3 separate regions of the Mus musculus genome follow, and regions 2 and 3 are each linked to region 1. A link is a loop called in an ENCODE intact Hi-C map of the cell type or tissue named here. Cell type or tissue: heart. All regions are shown on one strand.

What was found. Hi-C counts contacts between places; a loop is a spot of excess contacts. Peaks named below come from ENCODE experiments on the same cell type or tissue, not always from the same donor. Only the 100,000 strongest peaks of a DNase experiment are listed, where the experiment ranks them.
Region 2: a loop joins it to region 1, with 4 times the contacts of the local background. A loop is called at or near these places in 8 of 42 quality-filtered maps.
Region 3: it touches region 1 in a loop (2.8-fold over the local background); 20 of 42 quality-filtered maps call a loop at or near these places.

What each region holds. Positions count from the first base shown.
Region 1 is chr3:96,934,038-96,942,037 of GRCm38, reverse strand. No RefSeq gene overlaps it. Among named protein-coding and RNA genes, the nearest start is that of Gja8, 12 kb to the right of the region's middle. In heart, CTCF peaks have their summits at 3,153 (motif pointing left) and 5,609 (motif pointing left); a DNase peak (open chromatin) is centred at 3,137; H3K4me3 peaks cover 334 bases; H3K27ac peaks cover 1,560 bases; H3K27me3 peaks cover 2,395 bases.
Region 2 is chr3:97,029,895-97,037,894 of GRCm38, reverse strand. Gja5 (gap junction protein, alpha 5) reads right to left here and starts at 5,493. Exons shown (of 2, transcript NM_008121.3): 1 at 5,410-5,493. In heart, no CTCF peak of the experiment used is centred here; no DNase peak of the experiment used is centred here; H3K4me3 peaks cover 2,901 bases; H3K27ac peaks cover 4,106 bases; H3K27me3 peaks cover 3,511 bases.
Region 3 is chr3:97,058,197-97,066,196 of GRCm38, reverse strand. All of the region lies in intron 1 of 4930573H18Rik (RIKEN cDNA 4930573H18 gene), which reads left to right. Among named protein-coding and RNA genes, the nearest start is that of Gm31120, 12 kb to the left of the region's middle. In heart, no CTCF peak of the experiment used is centred here; DNase peaks (open chromatin) are centred at 1,956 and 3,176; H3K27ac peaks cover 5,636 bases.

The sequences.
Region 1 (8,000 bases):
CCAATAAAGGCTAGAGCCTATGATTGGGCAGTGGAAAGGAAAGGTGGGGCTGGGGCTGGTGAGATGGCTCAGTGGGTAAGAGCACCCGACTGCTCTTCCAAAGGTCCAGAGTTCAAATCCCAGCAACCATATGGTGGCTCACAACCACCTGTAATGAGATCTGATGCCCTCTTCTGGTGTCTCTGAAGACAGCTACAGGGTACTTACATATAATAAATAAATAAATCTTTAAAAAAAAAAAGAAAGAAAGAAAGGTGGGGCTGGAGGTTTTATAGAGTAAGGGAGGAGTAGGGAATGGAAAGGAAGGAGGAAGTGGAAGGAAGATGGAGCAGAACCACATGGCCTGGAGAAGCTCCAAGTAGCAAGAGGTCTCATAGATGAGGAATAAATTAGTACAGTGATAGATCTGCCCAACCTAGGCATATAGCTTATAAACACAATAACTAAGTTGTGTGTTTTTTATACGGGCTTATTGGGGTAAGAAATTACCAAAACACAGGGTTCATCAGTTGTCCAAACAACAAATACAGATTCGTTTTAGTACAAAGTGAAAAGAAAAACTAACTCTCCTGCCAAGCATGCATCATGGCTTTGCAGATTCTTTTGGCTAATCCAGGCCACAGTGACACAGGTCAGAAGGACTGGACTTTCTTGGGTACTGACTACGTGCCAATACTATTCTGATAGTCTGCACATGTTAGCTATGTGGTCCATGCAACTACCTTAGGGTGCTGTTATTGAGCTACCTTGTTTAACTTATTTAAATTTTTAATAATTTATTTTTACTATTTGTGTGTGAGTTTATGTAGGTACACATGTGTGTAAAAGTGCCCATGGAGATCACAAAAGGGTATCTTAGCTAATTTGTTTAGTGCTGTGAAGAGGCACCATGGCCAAGGATACTTGCATAAGAAAGGGTTTATTGGGGGCTTACAGTGTCAGAGAGTGAGCCCAGGACCATTATGATGGGAGCATGGCAGCAGACATCTTGGCATGCCACTGGGGCAGCAGCTATGAGCTTACATCATGAACTACAAGCATGAGATAGAGAGAGCCAACTGGGGATTCTGTGGGCTTTTGAAACTTGTAGTCCCACCCCCGAGACACACCTTCCCTCAACAAGGCCACACCTCCTAATACTTCTCAAACAGTTTCACTAACTGGAAACCAAGAATCCACATCCTCACTGAAACCACTACAGAGGGTGTCGGATCCCCTGGAGCTAGCATTACAAGCATCTGCAGCACGTGGGTGCTGGGATCTAAACTCCAGTCCTCAGGATGAGGCAGCAAGCCTTCTTAACGACTGCTCTGTCTTCCCAGCCCCTGGTTTAAATGAGATGCTTCGGATTGAACCCCAAGCCCTGTGCAGGCTAAGCACGGTCTTTACTCCCAAGCTCTCTCTCCAGACCCTAAATTATATTTTATACAGAAAGGAACTAAGCCGCATGAACCCCGTCAGCTTTCCTGAGATCCTATAGCAAGAATGGTAAAGTGCAGAGGTGAAACACCTGGCTTTGCATTATCCTCACTGCATTTTTTAAAAGTTTTTCTGGGGCCGGAGAGATGGCACAGCAGTTGGGAGCGCTCGCTCCTTTTGCAGAGGACTCAGGTTTGGCTCCCAGCACCCATGTGATGCCTTCACAACCATCTCTAGCTCCAGCTCCCAGGGACCCCCCCCCCTCTTCTGACCTCCACAGACACCAGGGATGCACTTGGTGCACTATACGTGCAGGCAAAACACTTGTACATGAAATAATTTTTAATTATAAATACTTGGGGTGGGTGAATTCGTTCACATGCCCACATACATGTGAGGTACACATGAGCGTAGGCATGTGCGTGATACAATACTCACATGGAAGTCAGAGAAGGCCAGTTCAGGCATCAGTCCTCAGCTTCCACACTGTGGAAGTGCTGCCTACACTGTGTTGGCTCCTTTTCAAACTTCCAAGGATTCTGTTCCCACCTCCCATCTTGACTCCGGAGCACTGTAATTACAGACTTCTATGTCCAACTTTACATCTCTACCCTTACAAAGTGAGCTCTTTACCCACTAAGCCATCTCCCCGGCCCCTACCCTCACTGTATGCTGGCTAAGTGTCTGTCACCAAGTAAAAGCCAGTCTGTGGGCCAAGTTCTTTACATAGATTATTTCATTAAGTCCCCATAACAGTCATTCCCCACCTCAAATGTCAAAAAACTAAGATTTAGAAGAATTAGCCAAATTCCCTGTAGATAGAAAGTGGGCTCTGAGATTGCCGACAGAGCCCAGAAATACAGAAAATACTAAGGCACGGTGATAAGCCACGACTGCAGTCTCCCTAGAAGACTCTAATCTGGAGGATATGAAAATACAGCTGCGGGCCTAGGACAGAAGTTCCCCGGTACTTTCCACTCTTCTGGACTTTACAATAGGCCAAGGGAAGAATGGAGCCTTGCCCAAGAACTTGAAGTCTCTGTTGGTTCAGCTATCCAGCTAGCAGCAGAGGAGACTTCCTCCCTACTGCCTCCCTTAGCATTAGAACCCACAGTAGCAGGGACTTCCTGCAAGCAGGTCTGTCTGGGATTTGCAGGCTTGGGACTCAAATTCACACAATCTCAGGTGTAACTCTTAGAATCGATTCTGAACAATGCTAACTTACACCCACTACGTTTCCTTCTGCTCTTATCACCCCTGGTTCAGGCAGGGGCACAGCAGGGCTCTGCAGGCCCAGCAGAAATGCAAGCAGGTCTGGGAGGGGTAAAGGGAAGGAATGTAGTAGAGAAGCGTATTTGGATTTGGTCATTTGGGACTGAGACCAACAGATGGTAGGACAAAGATCACGGTTATGAGAGGGGCTTTTGAGGGAGGAGGAGGAGGGAAAAGGAGGAGGGAGAGGAGGAGGAAGATGACGACGACGACAACCACCACCACCACTACCAACAACAGCAACAACCATCCCTGAGGGTCACCTAACCCCACCAGGATAGTGAGAAGGACATTAGAAGACCAGAATAATTGTGGCCACCGAATAAAAAGTTACACACGCACACCCCATCTTCCTGCCTGCCGTTCCCTGTCCCTTCATTTCCACGCCCATTATTCTGGTGTGACAGAGTTCCCCTGATGCTCTCAGGCTCTAAAGCCGGAACAGCAGCACCCCCTCGTGGTCAAGGCTCACCAATGGTCCAGGCTGATTCTTTGCTCGATTACCCAGGCAGGAGGTAATGGCATGCTGAAATGAGTTCCTTAGATTTCTGGCTGTTCAATGGCTTCTGTAAATGGCACCGCCTCACTCCCGCTACCTTTTCAGCCCGTTTTACCCACAGATAAGATATATAACTACCTACAATGCTCCAATGTGACCTGTTGGATCTTTTTTTTTAAGATAGATTTATTTTTATGTTATGTGTGTGAGTGCTTCACCTGCATGTCAGGGCACTGGGGGCATACCCGAGGCTTATGGAGGCCAGAAGATAGCACTGAATCCCCTGTAACTAGAGTTGCAGATGGCTGCAACCATGTGGGACTAGGAACCCAGCCCAGGTCATCTGCAAGAGCAGCCAGTGCCCTTAAGAGCTGACCTCTCTCCAGCCCATGCAATGCATTTTGATGATAGATTGTCCTTGGGGAGGGCAGATTTTTTTTTTCATGATTTAATAAATCAGTAGCTCTGGGCTGAAGAGGAAAAGAAAACTCTATCTTTGCTCCCATTTGGGGCCATTCTGCCATGTTGAAGCAGGCTGGTTTTCATTCATTTTAAACCCAAATCAATCAATCAATCAATCAATCAACCTCTTAAATCAGGCAACATCACATGTGCACCTCTAATGAATAATTAATTTGGCAGAAGAGAGAAAAATCACACCCAGCCATTGGGTGGATAGAGGAGTTGGGGAGTAAACCGTGCTGACCATGTAATGGTCCAGGCTTTCTCAAGAGGTGAAGGAAGCTCCAATGGTCAAACCGGGGCTAATATCCACCAAGCTCTCCCTGTGTCTGTGCAGACACATTGTCGTAGTCATTGTGTCTGGACTCCAGCAAGTTCGCCCTCCCCACAGGTGCTCCCCTGCCTCTGTTAAGAGAAAGTCAGAAGCAGGTGGATCTGGGAGGATGGTGTGGCACAGACACAGCCCTGTCATCTGAGGGCAGGGCCTGAAGTCTAGACCTATCCTGGCCACAGGCAGGGAGTGAGCCGGGCAAAAGGGAGCTAGGAGCCAGCCCGTTTCCATAGATACCGATTTCACTTGCATTTTATGACAGCTGTGCTAGGCTGCCTGGAGAGGCATTGTTTAGACGCCTGGGGGACTGGCTTGGAAGGAAAATGCAGTAAGAGCGATTTCTCATAAAGCCTGGTGCTTTCCCTCACTAAGGGGCAGCCCTGGTAGGACCATTCCCTTTAGGTATGTGAGCAGCTAGAAATGTCAACCTCAGACACCATGAAGGTCATCCAAAATGACCCTTAGAAGCAAGCCATTGTCAGGACCACTCAACCCTGAGCCCAGTGTGAGAGTCTCCCTGGGACTTATGTGAAGAATCTCACCCTGGTCTTCTGCGGGACCTAGAAGAAAACCTGGGAAAACTTCCCCTGTGCCCCAGTTGAAGCCAATGACTGACTCCTGAGAACCTGCAGTGCTATGTCTTGCTTTTCCATCTCCACTCCTACATCTCACCTACCCAGAAGGCCTGTCTCTGCTCACACTCAGCTTCTTACCGCACACATCACCAGGTTCTCTCCTTTGCTAGGGCTTCATAAACTAGATTGAGCAAGATGGATCTCCTGTGCTCAGCAATCTCAGACACTGGTGGGAGAGACAGACACATAAATGAACCATCGAGAACAAGAGAACAGTAGGGTCAGAGGAGACTTTCAAGAGAAACTAAAGCTTCAATGAGGCCTCAAGACATGAGTCAGGGTTCAATGTAGAGGCATTGCATAGGCAGAAGCTTGGCAGTAAGAAGGAGGGTAATGGGAATCGGGACCCCAACGGGTCGCAGATGCTGAGAGTTGAGTACAAAGACATCAGTGGCAAGAGATGGGCAGGAGTAAGAGATGAGCAACACCCCCCCCATGCACCATGCTACAGACCCAAGCTGCCCCTGACCCCCCACGCTGCCCCCTCCTCCTCTCCTCTCCCTCCTCCTCCCTCTCCTCTTCCTCCTCTTCCTCCTCCTCTTCTTCCTCCTCTTCCTCCTCCTGCCCTTCCAGGTGCCTTGCAGCAGGTCCATGAGTGACTCATTGATAGCAAGCCACAGAGAGGTTTAAGTACAGGAAGGACATGACTAGGTTTGTGTTTCAAAAAGACTGTTTTGATTTCCAGACCCAACCTCCACTCATTCCCCAGCACAGTTTACTTAGCCTGAGACAAGTTCTGACCACAATAAAGTTTACATCAAAAAGTTAAAACTCTACAGGAAGTATAGGAGCACTTTCGTGTCATATGTGAGACCCTGAGTTGATCCCCAACACCACACCAGAAAAAAACCAACACATACAAACAAACAAACAAACAAACAAACAAAAAGTAAGAAAAAGGCAAGTTCTTTGGAACTGTGAAACTTACTTCATGCAGAGACCGACTTCAGAGTCGTTTATCCTCTGGCTGTGTTGATGGTGCCATCTAGTGGTAGAACTGTATGTAGATCGCCCTCAAGCTTGCTTCTGAAGAATTGTCTTAACAGCTTGTATTATTATCTTATTAAATCCCCCCAAACATCTCAATGATGGAATGTGTCACTATTATTTCCATATTAGAGGCTAAGATTCCAAGGAATGGTAACTTTACGTGGAGCCTCCGGGGGCTTAGGGACTGCAGTTGGGGACTCCCTCTTGTTTGCCGTTATTCCCTCTTCAAAGATGAGGGAACTGAAGCCCTTCATGATTGACAGACTAACTAAATTGCACCATAGGCAATGAAGTTTTCCTGCCTCCATTTCCACATTTTCCCCAGGAAAATGTTGACACATTCAATATGTTTATTTGAGGCAAAATAAAATGAAATGGCAAAGGGAAAAGACCCATTCTTCCTTTCTTTTCTTTTTAATTCAAGGCAACTGTCCCTGGCTGCAGTTTTACTTGTCATGAATGTCAGCCAAGGTGCAGCTGTAGGCCAGACTTGAGTAATTGTAGGAAGGACAATTGCAACCAAAATATACAAGGTGTGGGGACCCAGGAGCTCGACCCCAGAGGTTGAACGGGTTTTATTTCTACAGACTATGCAGCTGGTTTTTGCATAACAAAATGTTTCCCAGGATCAGAGGGGGATGTTGGGGTTCAGGTTATGAGTCTGAAGTAAAACTCTCACTGAGATAACAGAGCACCTCAGCCTTTGCTCCTGTCTGAAAGCTCAGGGGCAGCCTCTGGGAGCTGCTCACATCCTCTGCTTTTAGCCTACCTCCGAAGGCACCAGCAGCCACTCAGAGTGCTTTCCTCTGTGTGCTCCTGATTCTCTCACCCTCGTTTTTGTCTCCCCTTCTCCACCTAAGGACCCCTGAAATTAGGCCAGGCTCATCAGTCCTCTAAGAATAATAGCCTGGGACTCAGCCTGCCCCAGCGTGCCCAAGTTCAGATTCCCCCAACACCCACATGCAACTGGGTGTGATAGCACGTGCCTGTAACCCCTGGGGCTTGAGAGCCAGCCAATCAGCCAGCTGGCGAGCACCAAGTTCAGTGAGATTGTCTCAAGAGGTGAAAGGTGAAGAGAATATGTCTCATGTCGACTCCTAATGTGTGCACAGAGTCACATATATACATACATGGGGGAGGGAGAGGAAGGAGAAGAGGAGGAAAGGGAAGAGGAAGAGGAAGAAGAACAGGGTTGAACTAGGGCAAGAACTTAATCAGGAAAGCGTTTGCTTTGCAAGCATAAGAACCTGAGTCTGCTCCCCCAAGCACATGGTGGTGCCTGTAAGCCCGGCACTAGGAAGGCAGACACTTAGGAAGAGGATCCTAAGACTTATTGACCTGGCTTAATCAGAAATCCCCAGGCCAAGTGATAGACTCTGTCTCAATAAACAAACATGGCAATGGCTTCTGAGGGATAACACCCACAGTTGGCCTCTAACGTCTTCATGGATGTACACACACGTACATGCCCCTTTGTGGTCATGCAGAAGTGCGCGCATGTACACACACATAAATGCACCACAGAATACTGTCCTCATATCAAAGTCAGCTGGTTAGCAGACTATGTGTCAGCATATCACGCACAAGTTCCAGGAGTTAGAGTGTGGCCATCGTCACTGGGGTTCACTTTTCTGCCATCCATGCACACTGAGACATAAGAGATGGAATACACAGAAAGAGAGTCAACTCGGGTCACAGATGACAGTGGATATCCATAACCCAGCATTTGGGAGGTAGAGGCAAGCGGAGGAGGGGTTGGAGGTCATCTTCAATCACACAGTGAGTTCAGGACCTATTACATGAAATGAGAGAGAGAGACAGAGACAGACAGAGAGAGAGAGAGAGAGAGAGAGAGACAGAGACAGAGAGACAAAGAGACAAAGAGACAGAGACAGAGAGAGAGGGAGGGAGAGAAAGAGAGAGAGAGACAGAGACAGAGGTTGGAGCCAAGTGTGATGGCATATGCCTTTAATTCCGGCACTGAGGAGGTAGAGGCAGCTAGATTTCTGTGCAGCCAGCCTAGCCTACATAGCCAGTTTCAGGCCAGTCCGGGATACACAGAGACCCTGTCTAAAAAGAAGGTGGTCAGCCTAGATGCCTAGATGAGCAGTAGGAAGCACAGTGTTGCTCCAGGTGAGAAGTTACAGGCCCAACAGCCATCTTGCGGATACCGAGACAAGCAATTTTAAAATAAGAAGAGGGAGGGGAAAAAATCTTGCAAAGTTCCCTCTTTGTAGAAAGGATAGAAAATATACCTTCAAAAAAGAAGAGCAATGTTCTCTCTGTGTGTCTATGTCTCTCTGTGTGTCTCTTTCTGCATCTCTCTCTCTGTCTTTCTGTCTCTGTCTCTCTTCTCTGTGTGTGTGTGCCTCTGTGTGTGTCTCTCTGTTTC
Region 2 (8,000 bases), 96 kb before region 1:
ATATTGAGAGATATGCCTGTGCACTGAGTACCTGTGCACTGAATGTGCACGTAGAGGCTGCAGACTACTTTTATTAGAGCCTCACAGCAAGCTAAGGAAATAGAAGCCATGCTCACCCACGTTTAGAGCTCAGAGTGAGGTCGAAGTTGAAACCACACTTGATCCTGGAGCACCTGAAACAAAGCCCCATGTTAACAACTGTGCTCATTTCCATTTTCATGTGAATTTCCTGTCCTTCCTTTCCTTAGCAAAACCTCACAGGAGAAGTCAGCCACTTTCATATGATGTGACTGGATGCTCACGGGACAATTGTTATGTTGGGAGCTGGTTTAATTCTTACATTTCAGATTTCAATTCCGAAGGGTATGTGACCAGGCACCTGACAGTAGCTGCCACTACTGAGCATGCCCTGTGAGCTACTTCCTCAGCATTAGACGTCGACTGGGGCCAGCATGCCTGAGCCTTGATCACTGTATAAAGGAGATGGAGGAAGATGGAGGTGAGAGAGGAGGAAAGAGACAGATGGATGCCGTGCTGTATGCAAAACAGCTCTCCTCCCACTCAAGCCCATGGCAGATAATTGACTCTTTTAAAAATCTAATTACTTTATCCTGGCAAGGGCAGATTGGACGAGTCAGAGACACCTGCTGGCACATTGTTGTTTTGAAGCCAAGAGGGTGGAGGGGACAGACAGAGTGAAGGAAGAATTATGTTAGGAAAAACAATCATTTTCTTCTTGAAACGTTAACAGAAGTTAGACGCTGGTAGTGTATAGAAATGGTACCTTACAACAAAACAACAGGAAGTCCTTATTAATTACCTCACAGGAGTTGATTAGTTTCTATGCAATTAGTAATGAAAACTCTATTTATGATAATACTCAAATTCCTATGGTCTTGTAATAGACTCCTAGAACCTTACAGCTGAAAGACACAGGGATCACTCAGCCTCGACCCTTATTTTTACATGAGATGACTGTAGAACAGGGACCATAAGAACACACAGCACCATTGAGAACATGAAGCATTTCCATGTGCACAGTCTTCTCAGACCATGATTTAAAACCCATCCATTGACTATCTTGTGGAAGTCATATTGTTCCATTTCATAGAAAAGAAAATGGAGGTCCAAGGGTTTGGTAACTGGTCCAAAGTCCCATGATTAGACAATGCTGCCAACAGACCTGAATCTTATCAGTCTGAGACCAAAGCCCACGCTCTCCTTATGTCTCTGTGCAAGGGAGTCAGAAAAGCTCCTACAACTGACAAAGTATGATGAACCTGTGTCCAGAGTGCCAGTCTCAACCCATGAATGGAACTTTGCTCATTTTATCCAGTTCCACAAGAAGCTGGGGGTTTCTTCTGTTACCTTTTGTGTTATTGGCAGACCAGCTCTTACTTAAGCTATTCCTGCATTAGTCACTGCCTCGGGGGGCCTCAGCCTACAGTGGTCAGGACCCCAGACTCTTCAGCATCTGTCACCATTTGGCCGGGATTCACATATAGAAAGTTATTTCCTTTACTAGCCAGTAAGTGCTCTTGGCTGTGGCGGTGTCTACTGATGGCTTCTAGCTAGCCAAACAGCAGGTTCCGGCATCTTAGCATATCATGACAAGAACAATAAGGACAGTCATAGTCAGATGACGGACTCATGGTTTCTGAGAATTAGCAGGGTCAGGACTCTGATTTCATTGCTCTCTAGTCAAGTGATCTCAGTTTCTAGATCAAAACCAAGTGGGGATGTTTAATCACAGGCACTAACAGATTTATGAATATGTGGAAGCATCTAGAACACTACTTGGCACATTGGAGGCCCCAGTAAAACCCCTCATCCATGACCCAATTACCCAATTACACCCAATCACAGTGAACTTGGAGATACAAGAAACAGGCTAGTGGCACTGCAAGTTTCTCCTGGCACTAGGTACCAGAAGGCAACTGTCAGGGGTGAGGAAAACATGAGAGCTTAGAAGGACATTCACGTATCTGTAAGACAGATGAATGCTCCACTGGTCATCAAGACACTCAGAGCAAAACTGAGGAAGGCTGAGGCCAGCTCACACCAGGTTCCTCTTGCTCCTAAGGCAGGCCCAACCTGCCTCACAGATACTTTAGCACTAGGGCATGCGCTGTGGGATTGAGGAACTACAGCCTTTTGAATGTGTTCATAGCTAAAGGCTTTGTATTCAAGCATGCTAGGTCTACTGGAGAGAGAAAAGGGAACTTATCTCTTGTAAGCTGGGGACCAGAGACATCTTGGTTGGCCACTTCTGCCTTGTCCTGAAGTTCTGAACCAAGAACTTTTCAGGTTGGCACGGGATTCTGGAAGCCTTTTATGGACACCCAGTGTTACCATCTCCTGAAGGAGGCTTTTTCCAGCTCTGGCTATTTTTCTGTGGCTTTAGACAGATGCATTTCTTTCCCTGAACCACAGTGTATTGAAATAACAAAAGCGGTTGGGTGGAATGCTTGCCAAGGCCTGACAGTCCCAAGTTGGTGCATCTGGAGAGCCTGGAACCTGCCCAGCTGTGAGAGGTTTGGCAGATGAGTGGCAAAGTTAAAAGACAAATCATACTTTCTAACCCTCGGCTTAGGGGTTGGCATGAATAGTCATAGGGGGAAGAATCTATCTATAAATCATGAAAGCAAGCAGTACCTTCTAAGAATGGGATGCCATGGCTGGCCTTCATTGAGAAATGGGTTTTTGTATCAAATGAAGAATAATTCAAAGAACCTGGGACTGAGGAGCAGGTCTGCTGGATTTGGCCTTACTGCTTTGTCGTTGGTTGTGATGGCCATTTAAGATCCCAGGCTGGGGTGTAGCTCAGCAGTTGGGAGCCTGTACTCATGTACCCAGACCCCAGGGTTCAATGTGCAACAGGAAACGGGCTTTATGTGATGCTAACTAAGCCTTGCACAAGGCTTTCTCTTCCTGTAGCTGTGGATCAGAGACGTTAAGTAATTAGCCTCAAGTCACATAGTTCATTTACAGACCTATACCCTGCTTCGTCCTTTTGCCCTATGTCTGGGACACTGTCTTATCTCTCTGCAATTTCAATCCCTCTGACTCTAAATCCTCAAAAAAGTGAATGGATTGCTGGATCTTTTCTTGCCAGTTATTTGCTAATATGTCAGAAAACAACTGATTCAGAAAGTGGTATTAGGTTGTCATTCACAAGTAAACCTCTTTCCACAATAGGAAGGAAGTCTGCTTTTCTTACAGAAACCTCCAGGCCTTCCAGGAAAAAGAGCATCGCCCCTCTCTGGCTAGCTCAGTCAAGCCTTGAGCCCAGAGCCGGGCCTGCGGACACTCATTCATACAGAAAGCTGCTGAAATCCCCTGTGGAACAGTCCTTCCCTGGGAGGCAGAGAACTTGACCTCAGTGACATCAGATCCCCTGGCTCAGGGCATTGCAGGTCTCCCACTTCTGTCCTGAGTGACAGACAGGCAGCTCACCTGTCCCACTTTAACTGGCAATCCCCAAGAGATGTGTTCAGCCAGTACCCGAGAGACCAGGTGGCACTGTGGTAGCCTCTGTGACTGCTGGAGTCTGTGACCATCTCTTGTCTGTAACCTCTACCAGCCAGGGGAGGTGAGAAGGGGCAGGCGGGCAGGAGGGCGGTGTCTGTCAAAGCTCAGGACTGCAGAGATGCTTAAATGGAAGCATCAGGGAAAGAGGAAAGAAGCATAGCAAAGAATAAGGGGCAGAGCAGGGTGTTTCACCGGCAAGTTATGTTTGACCGACCACTTCGAGAGTTCTTCCGGTTTTAATGACCTAAGACTTTAAACCAGGACTTTAGGTATGAGGGGGCATAGGAGTGAGGCAGCTAAGAAATAAGAACAGAGACCAGTGTCAGGAGGCCAGGCAGACACTACAGGAATTCCAAGACAGTGGCAAGGCAGAACAACCTGACTTGGTGAGTACCAAGGAGCTGTGAGCATCACTTGAGTAGGAAAGACAGGGCTCAGAAAACATCCCTCTTGGGGTTTCCACTCTGCACTCCGGATTCCTCGCTGGCAGCTGCGGAGTGAGGAAAGGGCCTGGAGGGCCAGCTATGGGTTACAAGCGCCAAACAGCTCTGCTGCTCCAGGGGTGAGGGTGGAGACCTGACGGGAAGGTAGGAAGTCCAGCAGTGTCCCTCTAGCAGTGAATCAGGCTCTGGGCTGGGCTGTGCCTCTGGGAACAAAGGGTATCGAAGAAGTTGGAGCATACTTAACCTGCTACTGTGAAAGTCAGGCTGGTATGCCTGCTAGCTTCAGGGTGAGGCCAGTTAAGATGCTTCCTGCCCACCAGGGTCTTGTCTCCACTCTGGTGAGCATCTCTTGGTTTCAGGTCTCTCTCTCTCCACTGCCCTTTCTTCTCTAAGGCCAGCCTGGCTGTGCATCTCTAAACCTTGACCAGGAAACACCCACCTTAGCAATGAGCTGAGGAGTGACCAGGAGTCCCTACGATGGTGACTTCTTGATGGGCACTGGGAGGGGGTACAGGAACCAGGGGAACTAAGAATGTAAACCTAAACCATTGTGTCAAGTGTTGCTTTTTAAGTGGTTCTGAACTGCACTGGGGCCTACGGAATCACAGTTCTTCACGGTGTCACTGCAAATTGGACCAGAGAAGGTCCTTCTACTTCCAACGTTTCATGGGAGAACAATGAGAACCAGAGGAGGAAGTGTCACGCCCAAGGTCACATAGCTACCCAGGTTTCCTATCCCCAAGTCTGGGTTCTCTTGCCACATGATCAGAAGAGAGGCAAGGAACTCACAGCAGCCTCTGCCTCACACTGCTGTCAGGTAGGATGGAGCCCTGCGGGCCTCCTCCCTCTGGTTACCTCTCTGGCTCTCATTAGCCTCTTTACCTGACCTCAAGGGTAGCTGGGATTCTCGTGTATGGACACTGCACAGTGGGGACATGAGGTGCAGCAGGAAGCTAAGCAGAGAATATTTTTTAAACCGTCCAACATGCCTTATGAAGAAGAAGAAGAAAAAAAAAACTTCAAAAACTCAAGGCATTCTCCTAGATGCTGTGGAAAGCATTTCAAAAGAGATTTCATGCCTAGAGAAAACATCAGAAAACACTGTTGGTTTTTTGTTTTTAAAGGCCCAATTCCCACTAAACAAAAGTTCCTGGAAATGGACTAGTGACCCACTTCTTAAGATGCCCCCAGAGCACTGCGTTTGCACGGGGGCAGATTGTCAACCAACCCCAGTCATGTTTCTACAGCACCACTAAACCTCCGTACTTAATTTAGCCAAGCCTCACTATGGCAGGAATAGAGAGGGGTAGGGAGTCCCCTCATAGGTCCAGAGGGAGGTTTGCTTCTCGCTCAGCCTCTGGAGAGGCAAGTCTCTGTCTGAGCTGCTTCCCACTGATGTGTAGTTGTAGCTTTTAAAGTTCAAGTCCACCCTTACCTGCTTCCTTTCCTCCTCCCTGGAGTTGGCTTCTTCAGGCTCTGGCTGCTGTTCAACTGCCCACTGTTATTTGCTCTTGAGCCTGTTAGTTGCTCCCGCCCACCCTCTTTTTAACCGGTATCCCATTGCCCTCCCTCCTCCCACTTCTTCCTCCTCTTTCTTTTCTCCACCCCTTTCCCCCTCTGAGTCCCTCCCTCCCCTCTCTTTGTGCGTAGAATTTTGCACTCATTTAAAAAGTCTTCTCCCCTCCCTTTTCCTCACCAGTCGAGAAAGACACCCTACCCCCACCCTGCTGCCCTCCGCCGTCACTGTCCCTGTCCCGCTGTCCCTGTCCCAGTGGCTGTCCTTGTTTTGGCGATCCGCAATCCAATCCAATTGAATCCGGCAGTCCATGCACTTGCTAGCTGGCTCAGCTGGCTCAGCTGGCTCAGGCACAGTCTTCCTGGGTTTTTCTTTTCTTTCTGCCCATCCCTCAGCCGCTAAGGCAGAATTCTGCCTTCCTGAAGCACCCCGAGGAAAACCCCTCTTCCCAGTCCTTTTCCTGTCACCAGAAAAGAAGTTGTCTGCCCACACAGCAGACCCTCAGGGAGCCCAGGAAAAGGTAATTCTCCCAAGCCACAGCCTTTAGGCACCCAGAATGGGTACAAGGTTTTACCTGAATGGTCAAACCCCCTTAACTTGGGGTTCCAAATGTGGAGCCGCATCCCCCACCAATCAGAGTGTTCTCCATCCCTCTTCCTCTCGCTTTTCTCCTCTAACCAGAAAACAGCATTTTATGTGTGCCTGGACACTGAGCTAGGGGCTTCACAGACGTGGGTTATTTTATCCCAGTTTCTGATTTCACATTCCGCAATGCCTGAGGAAACAGAGGGTCAAGGACATGGAGTAACAGGGTCGTGGTGACTCAGTTGCTCAGCAAGTTAGGTTTTAGCCAATGACAACATACACCTTCTTGGGCAGACTGAAGAAGTCTGTGGCTGTCCCTAGAATAGCTGAACCAGGGAGAGATCTTAGAACATTATTTGTCACAGGAGAGAAATTCCGAAATCATCACCTCAGTCCACCTCCTCTTCTACCTTGTACCAGTTCCTCTGTTGAAGCATTAAGCTGGGGTCCCAGAGAGGCTGGGACAAATGTCGGAGGTCACAGCTATGCCAGCTGAGGAAGAGAATCTCAGACATCATTTGCAACCGCCAGGGAAACTGAGGGACAGTCTAGACTCCTTAATGGTGTCATATACTACAGTGGGTGCCAGGTGCCAGGCCAGTGCACAGGTCTGCCTCTTGTTCCACAGTTGTCCACTCAGTGCCCTCCCCAGCCAGAGCTTGTCACAGACAGACTGTTTTCCATCAGTGAACAAGCTGAGGGCCAGCGGGAGAGGACAGGATACAGGGCTTCTTTTACGGGACTGGGAGAAGGGAAACGGTTCTGATATAAATGCAGGAATCTTGGTTCCTTAGTCAGAATATCCTATGCCGATCTAACTGGGTTCAAATCCTGGCTCTGCCGCTCCATAGCCGAGAACTACACTGGGCAAGCCATCCTCCATGAAGCTCAGGGTCTTCAGCTGTAAGCTGGGGGTAATAATGTCTGCTTCTGCGGTTGTCATGAGAACTGAGGAAGATATGTGAAGAGTTAGATTAGTGGCTAGTATGGGAGGTGCAGTGGGTATGACTTCAGAATACAGCATGGAGTGGTGCTGCACAGAGCCTGCTTCCTCTCTACCTGTGCCTACTATGGCTGGGATAGAGTTCAGCCCTGAAGCCAGCATTAGAGCCCTGGGTCCCCAGCTGTCCCTGTTTCCATGCTGTGACTTTGTTCCTACTTTATAGCCACTCCACAAAACAAGGCACTTGGGGACACCTTATTACCTCTAGCCAGAGATAGCAGGTTAAGATCCTATGAAGTGTCACCTGGGGGTGATCTGAAAGTGGGGAAGGTTTAATGGAATATCAATTCACAGATCATGGGGCTGCCAAAGGAGACACTAAATGCCAGTGATGTAATGCTAGATCATCAGGGATACAGAGAGAGTACCATTTTCCTTTGAGAACCTAGAAGACATATTTAGATGTAGGCACACCTGTGAGGCTGGACAGTTCAGGGCATAGCAGGAAACTACTACCATCCTATCTGGAGAACAGAGAATTAATCAGTAGGGAAATTGGGTGGGGCCACTAGAGATACTGCAGGAAGCTGCATCCAGGAAGCTATGCACAAAGCTCAGTACAGCATCTAGGCAGAAAATATTTTGATGGACACAAACTAAGAGGTTTTGGAAGAACTTGGGAAGAGTGGCTTATTTCTTGCAAGAATCTCTCTGAGACTAAGTCAAGAATTCTAACAACAGTAAGGAAAATGCCATTCATGTTGTAGGTCTGGAGTGATTTTCTAAAGGGACCCAGTACAGCTGTCACCACAAACCAGAGAAGGACATCATGAGCAGATACCTAATGCCTTAGAAAGAACTCAGGGCAAGAGCTGGAAACAAAACAGAAATTCTGCCATGCTCTCTCCTTCTTCACATTCAGTGTAAAAAGAGTCTTAGAGAGAGGCCTCCGGGTGGGCTCCACACATTAAAAAATGGCACT
Region 3 (8,000 bases), 120 kb before region 1:
CTGGATCGTGCCACTCTCAACCCGCGCCCAGGAGGCCGATTGTGTTGGATTCTTTATCACAGAGGACACAGCTTGGTTACTGGAGTAGATGTCCATTTGTATATAGATTTCTCCCCTTCTCTGTCCACTATCCTGTGAAGAACATCACATGCAGACTTAATAAATGCCTGATTCATGGTCAGTAGCACACAAATTTCTCTTTGACTTCCTTCTTCCCTTCCTTTTTTTCTTCCTTATTCATATGTTTCTTCCAATGTACTGGAGGCTGCTCAAAGACCACCAGAATACCCACAGGTTGAAGTGAGATCCAGCCAATTTGGTGGTTTCTGCTGGATCGTGCCACTGCCCACTGCCGCTGATTCGTGTTTTTTATCCTCACACTACTAAACTGGACTGCTGGTATCCTGACAAATGGAGATTAGAGTCTCCCCAAAGAACTACTTTTAAACAGGTCCACATATATCTTGTCTCCCCTACCTTTGGACAGTGGGCTAAAAGGGGTATCAAAGCATTCGAGAACCCTTATTAAAAGTAGGTTTTTAAAAATCTAAGCTTACTTCAGTCTACCTTGGAAGCTTGAAGAAGTCGGATTTAATGTTGGCTGAGGTAACAGGATAGACAAATTCGCCAGTGAGCTTGTGGGCATCAGGTAAAAACAAAGCCTCCTTCCTCCATGTCCTTCTGTGTGTGCCACCAGAAGGTAAGGCCCAGATTTAGGGTGGGTTTTTGTGCTTCTAATAATTTTATTAAGAAAATCCCTCACAGGAGTGCTTGGAAGCTTGGATTTTAGTATATTCCAAATGCAGTCCAGTGGAAAACTAAGATTGGCCATTTATTGATTGGATTTAATGGTTATGTTATTTTTTTTTGATCTCTTAATATAGTCTGCATACAAATCCCTTGGTTTTGTTGCTGGCAAAGATGTCATCTCCCTCTATAAGTTGTGTTTTCATTCTGAAGATGTTTTCTCTCTTATGCAGGAATTTTTAATTCCATGCAATCTCATGTGTCAGCTCTTGGTTTTATTTCCTGTGTTCCTGAAACACTTTCCAGATAGTCTTTGAGTACGTTCATATCTTGTAGTATTTTTACCTATGTTTTCCCCTGGAAGTTTCAAAATTTTTCAGCCTTACAGGTAAGGTCTTTGGTTTAGTTTGAGCTGATTTTTATGCGGGCTTAGCCACTACACCACATGTACCCCTGGACCATTATGACTTCATTGCACAAGTGTTCTTGTGTTTCAGTGCAGCACCCAAACACATGCTCTGTTTGATATTTTCTCAAGCTTTAGGCTCTAAGAATATAGACAGACACAAAGCTCTGAACTCATCGCAAAAGATTGTGTCTGAGTATTATCTCAGTGTCTCTTCTTCCTTGATGACTCTTAGGTACCGTTTCTGTATTCCACTCTAGGAATAGTTCCCCAGGAGACTCCCACGCGGGCAACCCGTGCTTTGGGCTATCATCCATCTCTACAGGACAGGCTCACAGGAGGCAGATTATGTTTGTGGTTTTGATGCAGAACCTTATACAGAACTAAAGGATCAAGCTTGTGTCCTCAGAACACTTGCCAGTCAGAGCTCTTCTGTGCCTGTTTCTTTAACATATTAAGATGTCTGTAGGGAGACGGGGACAACTTATAGCAGGCCAGTGCTTACATTCATATCAAATCCCTCCCTCTCTGACTGTCTAAGGTAGACAAAGCAGAAGGGACCTCATTAAAGCTGGACCCACCATAGGTCAAAACAACAGACTAGAAAGAGACATGAGAGTCTAACCACCTCTGCCCCAACCCCCAACTAACTTTGAGGCTTTAGAAAACACACTTTGTTGTCTCAACTTCTGAAAGGGGAATAACGGTAACAGCAGTTTACCCGGCTGTCATTTCGTCCCTGCAGCACGTATCCCAGGGTGCCTGGCCTGGGCAGTAGCAGGGTTTCTGATTGCAGCTCTGCTGCCAAGTCTAACGCAACTGGGACACTTTGGGCAGCTCGTGCTGGGTGGAAACTCCAGGAGCAAAGGTCTCAACTGAGGAAAAACTGTTAACTAAAAATTAAAATAAGATAAAAAACAAACAAACAAACAACTAGGAGGCATCTTTTAAAAGCTGTCTGCAGGGCTGGTGAGATGGCTCACTGATTGCTCTTCAGAAGGTCCTGAGTTCAAATCCCAGCAACCACATGGTGGCTCACAAACACCCATAATGAGATCTGATGCCCTATACTGGTGGGTCAGAAAGCAGCTACAGTGTACTATGTATAATAATAAATAAATCTTAAAAAAAAAAGCTATCTGCAGATAATCAGGGAAACATGAGTGGCTGGACTGTTAGGCCACCATGGAGTTATGGGGCCAGGGTGGCATAGATGTCTTCTCTAGAGGAGTTAGATACTGCTCCTCTGTCTTCCAAACAAAGAGACAAGAACTCTAAGAAGTCACATAAAGACCAAAGTTGGACTCTGCCACCAAGTCTGCGAAGTCAAGACAACCAAGCCTAAGCACCCTGCTGCTGTGAAACCAGGACAACTAAACCTAAGCACCCTGCTGATGTGAAGCCAGGACAACTAAGCCTAAGTAAGCACTCTGCTGCTATGAAGCCAGGACAACTAAGCCTAAGCACCCTGCTGCTGTGAAGCCAGGACAACTAAGCCTAAGCACCCTGCTGCTGTGAAGCCAGGACAACTAAGCCTAAGTACCCTGCTACGTTGGTGGGTAGAAATGCTCAGAAGCTGGACAACCACAAGGCAGTGCTCCCAGAAGTCAGTGGACTTCTCAGCATCAGATGACTGCTCAGCACCAGAGTTCCAAAAGGTTTGCTCTTTTCTGGAAAATAAGAGTTTCATTTTTATTGCTGTAGTCCCTCCCAGTTCCAGAAGCCGATGGCCCCTGGGTGAGAGAGAGAGGGTGACAGTAAGAAATGTCAGGTGTGCTGACTTTCCAGGGTTCACTTGGTGAGTCACAGGTATTTACCTCAGCTGCCCAGCTGGGTGGGAAAGGAAAGCTGGCGCGTGGATGGAGAGTGTTGGAAGCAAGAGGGACAGATTGGCAGGGTCTAAGTAGGTGCCAGGGAGAGGAAACAGAAGAGGCCGTGTTTGAAAAGCCAGAGGTGTTTCCCTTTGAAAGCTTAGCTGCCACACAGAGCCATTCTCTCTACACCCTGACAGGTCCCAGACCAGCTGTCAGAGGGCACCTTTCTCTCTCTCTCACCGCTCAAGTGCCCTGGCCGTCCTGAGCTCAACACCTCCACACTCTTAGCCCTCCTGCCAGAGCCAGAGGGGAGAGAAAAGCCACCATGACCTTGGCCACTTTCCACTGCCAGAAACCACTCCAGGCAAAAAGCTGATGCATGGCTCAGCCTGTAAAAGTCCTCACCTTGAAGCCTGAGTTCTATCCCCAAGATGCACGTGAAAGGAGAGGACTGTAGGCAGCCGATTCTCACAAGTTGTCATCAGACTACACACACACACACACACACACACACACACACACACACACACTGGCACCGAGACTTTCTTTCACCATCTTGTGGGCACACACAAACACAGACACAGACACACACACAAACACACAGACACACACACAGACACATGCACATACTCTTTGTCTCTGTCTCTGTCTCTCTCTTTTTCTCTCTCTCCGTCTCTCTCTCTCTCTCTCTTTCTCTCTCTCTCTCTCTCTCTCTCTCACACACACACACACACACACACGCATGCATGAACACAAAAAAGTAAATACGTGTTTTAAATACCTATAGTCTGATATAAATATTAAGATAGTGCCCCAATAAGTGGGTGTGGATTTGTGATTTTTAACTTAACTAAATTTTTGAGAATATTCTGGGGTAAAGTAGGAAGGGGAGACTCACTTCTTTTATATCCCCCCCCACTTCCAACTGAAAAATTAGAAAGGAACAAGCAGCCACTGAGGGCTATCAGTGTGGAAGGGGGTGTGAAAGTGCAGGATATCTCCCAAAGTCATGAGAACAGCCACAGGCTTAGACTGTCCCCAAGGAAGACTCCAGATGCACTGCTGGGAACAGAAGCTCTTTGGAAAGAACCATTGCACAACCAGAGTGTGTGCTGGACAGTGAGCACGTTCTGGGATTCATGGATGTTTCTATCTGCGCCATGTCAGTAGACACAAGCAGCCAGAGGCAGGAAGACCATGTCATTTTAAAAACTAGTCTGTTGGGACTCAGGAGATGGCTCAGTGGCTGATAGCTTGTACTGCTCCTACAGAGGACCCCAGGTCAGCTCCTAGCACCACACCAGTGGCCCACAGCCACCTGTAACTCCAGCTCACAAGGGACACAATGCCTCTGGCTTCCACAGACACCTGCACTCACATGTACACCACACAGACATACCTCATACATGTAGTTAAAGTTGTGGGATGAAAACAAGTCTTTAAATAGAACTAGCTTGTGTACCAAGTGAGGCAGCAGAAACACATAGAAACCTAAGGCATCGAGGACAGCTTCAAGTTGGTAGAGGTTTGCAGGCATCTCTTACCAGCCCCCTCTTGTCCTAAGTGCGGTGTGACACGGACTCCTGTAAAGGTGCAATCACACAAACTGATGTAAGGCATCGTGAGAGGCCCTACAGACCCATGTAGAGGCAGGACAGATACTTCAAACATCAAAATTATTTTTGCCTGCACATATATACTTGTTGTTCAAGTGAGGTAATAATTCTCTGGCCATGGCTTGCACTCAATGACGTTATATTGAGAAGAGCTAGATTCCAAACAGCTCTAGCATTTGAAAGAGACCGAGGCAGAGGCCGGTGTGTTGATTTATCATTAGTGTATGCAGTTCTAGAGACAAGAGTGGGCTCAAGAGGAGAGAAGTGAAAGCAATAGGAAGATGCAACTAAGCCAGGTATTGTCCAAGTGGGGTTAGCTGATCAGTCCAAAGGCCCTGTACCCCAAAGAAACCCTGTGGGTTAGGGTAAGTATTGCCAGGGTAGTGGGACCAGTGGTAGTATAGGGCTTCTGCCCCCTCCCACCCCAGTAGTCAGAGGTTCAACCCATCTTGCTTTGATTCCTGCACATTTAGGTTGCTCATGTGTTAGTACAAGCCCTGATCTGAGCCCTACCACAGTGTCATGGGGAAGGTTCCTGGTGAGGACAGGATCTGTCCCATTGCTCCTGTGTAAGGTTGAGTAGGGTAGCTGGGGCAGGAGGGGGTAAGGTGGGAGGACAGGAAATGAGACTGAAAGGGGTCTGACATACTTATTACCTTCTTGATGGATAGTGAGCAATGTGTCTTTTATCTCCGAATCCCCATGTCCTGGTGCTCTGAGGCACAGAGCAAACTCACATCTAGTTTTTGTTGAATGAGCGAATGGATTCAGTTTTGTTGAGTAAATGACCCCTGAGAACTTCTCGTCTCTGGCCTTCTGCTGTCATCCCCACCCATCCCCAGCCAGCTCCTGGGTTTCCACGATTGGAGTCCTGCCTTCACTCCTAGCTCCTGAATGGCCACTCTCCCAGCTTCTGGGTCTGAAAGGCTGTCACCTTTAGTCTCTCTGAAGCATGGCTCCCCACAGTCCCCAGAGAAAGTCAGTTTCTAGTCTTTCAAAAGTATATCATCCTCGTGGCCTCTGCATCTCCTTCAGTTCCTCTCAAAAGTTCTCTCAGATTCTGAAACAAACCATTCCACTCTGTCATTTGTTTTGCTGGGGGTGTGGTATGGCGCGTAGTGTGTATGGTGTGTGGTGTGGTGTGGTGTGGTGTGGTGTGGTGTATGTGGTGTGTAATGTGGTATGTAGTGTGTTGTGTGTTGTGCTGTGGTATGTGTGTGGTATGGTACGTGTGGTGTGGTATGGAGTGTGGTATGGTGTAGCATGGTGTATATGGTGTGTGGTGTGGCATGTGGTGTGATATGGTGTGTGGTGTATGTGTGGTGTGGTGTGGTTATGGCATGGTGTGTGTGGTGTGGTGTGTGTTATGTGGTGTGTGTGTGGTATATGTGGTGTGTGTGTGATGGGGGGTGTAGGGTGTGTGCGTTGTGTTGTGGTGTGGTATGGTGGGTGATGTGGTGTGTGGTGTGGTGTGATTATGGCATGGTATGAAGTGGTGTGTGGTGTGGTATTTGGGTGGTATGAAGAATAAACTTGTATTATTTTCTCCAACTCAAAAGTCTCCCTTGACATAACAAAATCACATTCCTTTTTCAAAGCCACCCAAGTACAACCCCCTCTTCAGAGCTCTTCCTGAATATGTGTCCTCCCCAGGTCCCCCACCCCACCCCCTGCCTTGCTCTGAGAACCAGCAGGTGCCCTTTCCCCTCTTGCCCCACCGAGCCCTTCTCCCTTGTAATGCAATCGGTCCTGAAAAGTCCTGAGTGGCTCAGGTCAGACTGCCATCCTCCCAGGTGATGGCTGCCCCCACACCCTGACCTGTGGTTGAGTAGACCGCTGTTCACACTCACCACACAGAAGGTGTGTGCAATACCAAGGGGTGCAAGCCAGCCTCCCACCCCCTCCAGTGCACAGCCATTTCCAGAGTGCACAGCCAGCAGAACACCTGCTGCCACAGTCGTAGCCTGCATCCAGGATGGCGCCTCTTGCTAACCTTATTCCATTTAAGGGTGCGGTCAAAGCTCAAGCAAAGAGAAATGTTCTCAAGTCTAAGCTCAGTGGACGTGGGGAGAGGCGGCTCCTGGAAGCCACCCAGGGTGGCACCAAATTTAGTCCAAAGATTGAATATAAATATATGAAAATTTTATTTTAAAAATAACATGGTAACACTAAAATAGCTCACAAAGGAAAGAGAATGAAAGCAACCCCCCTGGAAGACCCCGTCACAGCTGCTTTCACTCGTGTGGCTCCAGAGCTTTTGTTGTTGTAAGTGCCTACTTTAACATGCTGACGCATGCTGTACACATAATGTTCTGGCTTCCCTTTCCCCCTGAGAATATGTGATAAACATGTAAGAGAAAGACAACATAGACAGAGATGTGGGCTGTGGCGTGGGCTGGCTGAGTAAGTCTGGGTCTTCCTTGAGTCTCAGTTTTCCTCATCGGTGAAGGTTCAGCGAGCTCATGGGATTATTGCGAGGATGAAATGGTAACATGTAAAACCTCGTCCCAGGGCCCAGCAAACCATAAGGATTAACTGCAAGTTGGTTTCATTACCGTTACTGAAATCAAGTTGACCTTCACCCAGCCAGGTGGAGCCTACACATGTTTTTATGCTGGTTTTCAAGTGCATACCTTCAAATCGAATACTTAAAAGCTTAAGGCTCTCCAGACTCTGTCCCACCCCACTTAAATGGCAATCCTAGGAAGGTATAACATAACTTCCTACCCAGTCCTGAGCCCCTTGTTGCTTGGTTTCACCTTGAGGGCCTTGGCTAGGCTACAGAGCTTGAGAAAATGAACATTCCCCGAAGTCTTCAGACATGAGTCTTCTCTCGGGGGGAGGGGGGGACCCTGGTTATCAAGTATCATGTCTCCAAGGGCCTTGAATCCGGGTAATGGAAAACTTAGCCAGGTAAGGGTGGGAACAGAGGAACTTGAGCCTTGTTACCAAACCATGACCTCCCCAGGGCTATAGGTGAAGGAGTCATTTCAGAGTACCATTGAGCTTCATGACAAAACAGTCTCCTCATCTGCTACCATGGCTTATCGAGGTGCCTGGAGCTCTCACTATTGGTCGGTCCCCTGTTTAGTTTGATGGTTCAGCAGCATATTACAGGCAACTGCATCTTACAAACATCTCCACCTTGCACTGCACTGAGGCTCTGAACTGTTAAATGCTTAGCTTGGCCCACATCTGTCTTCCTCCACTGAGTCTGGAGATGAACCTACAAACTCAGATCAGGGGCTGTGGTCCCTGGCTGCTCAGGTATGTTCAGACATGCTTGCCTGCCTGGTGTCATGGAGAGCTTCTACAGCCTGACTTCCCTGATGCACCCACATCCCCGCTGCCCACTGTGTGCTTGAGGGCTCATGCTTTGACTTCTCTAATGCCAAGGCTACTCTGGAACACACAGTA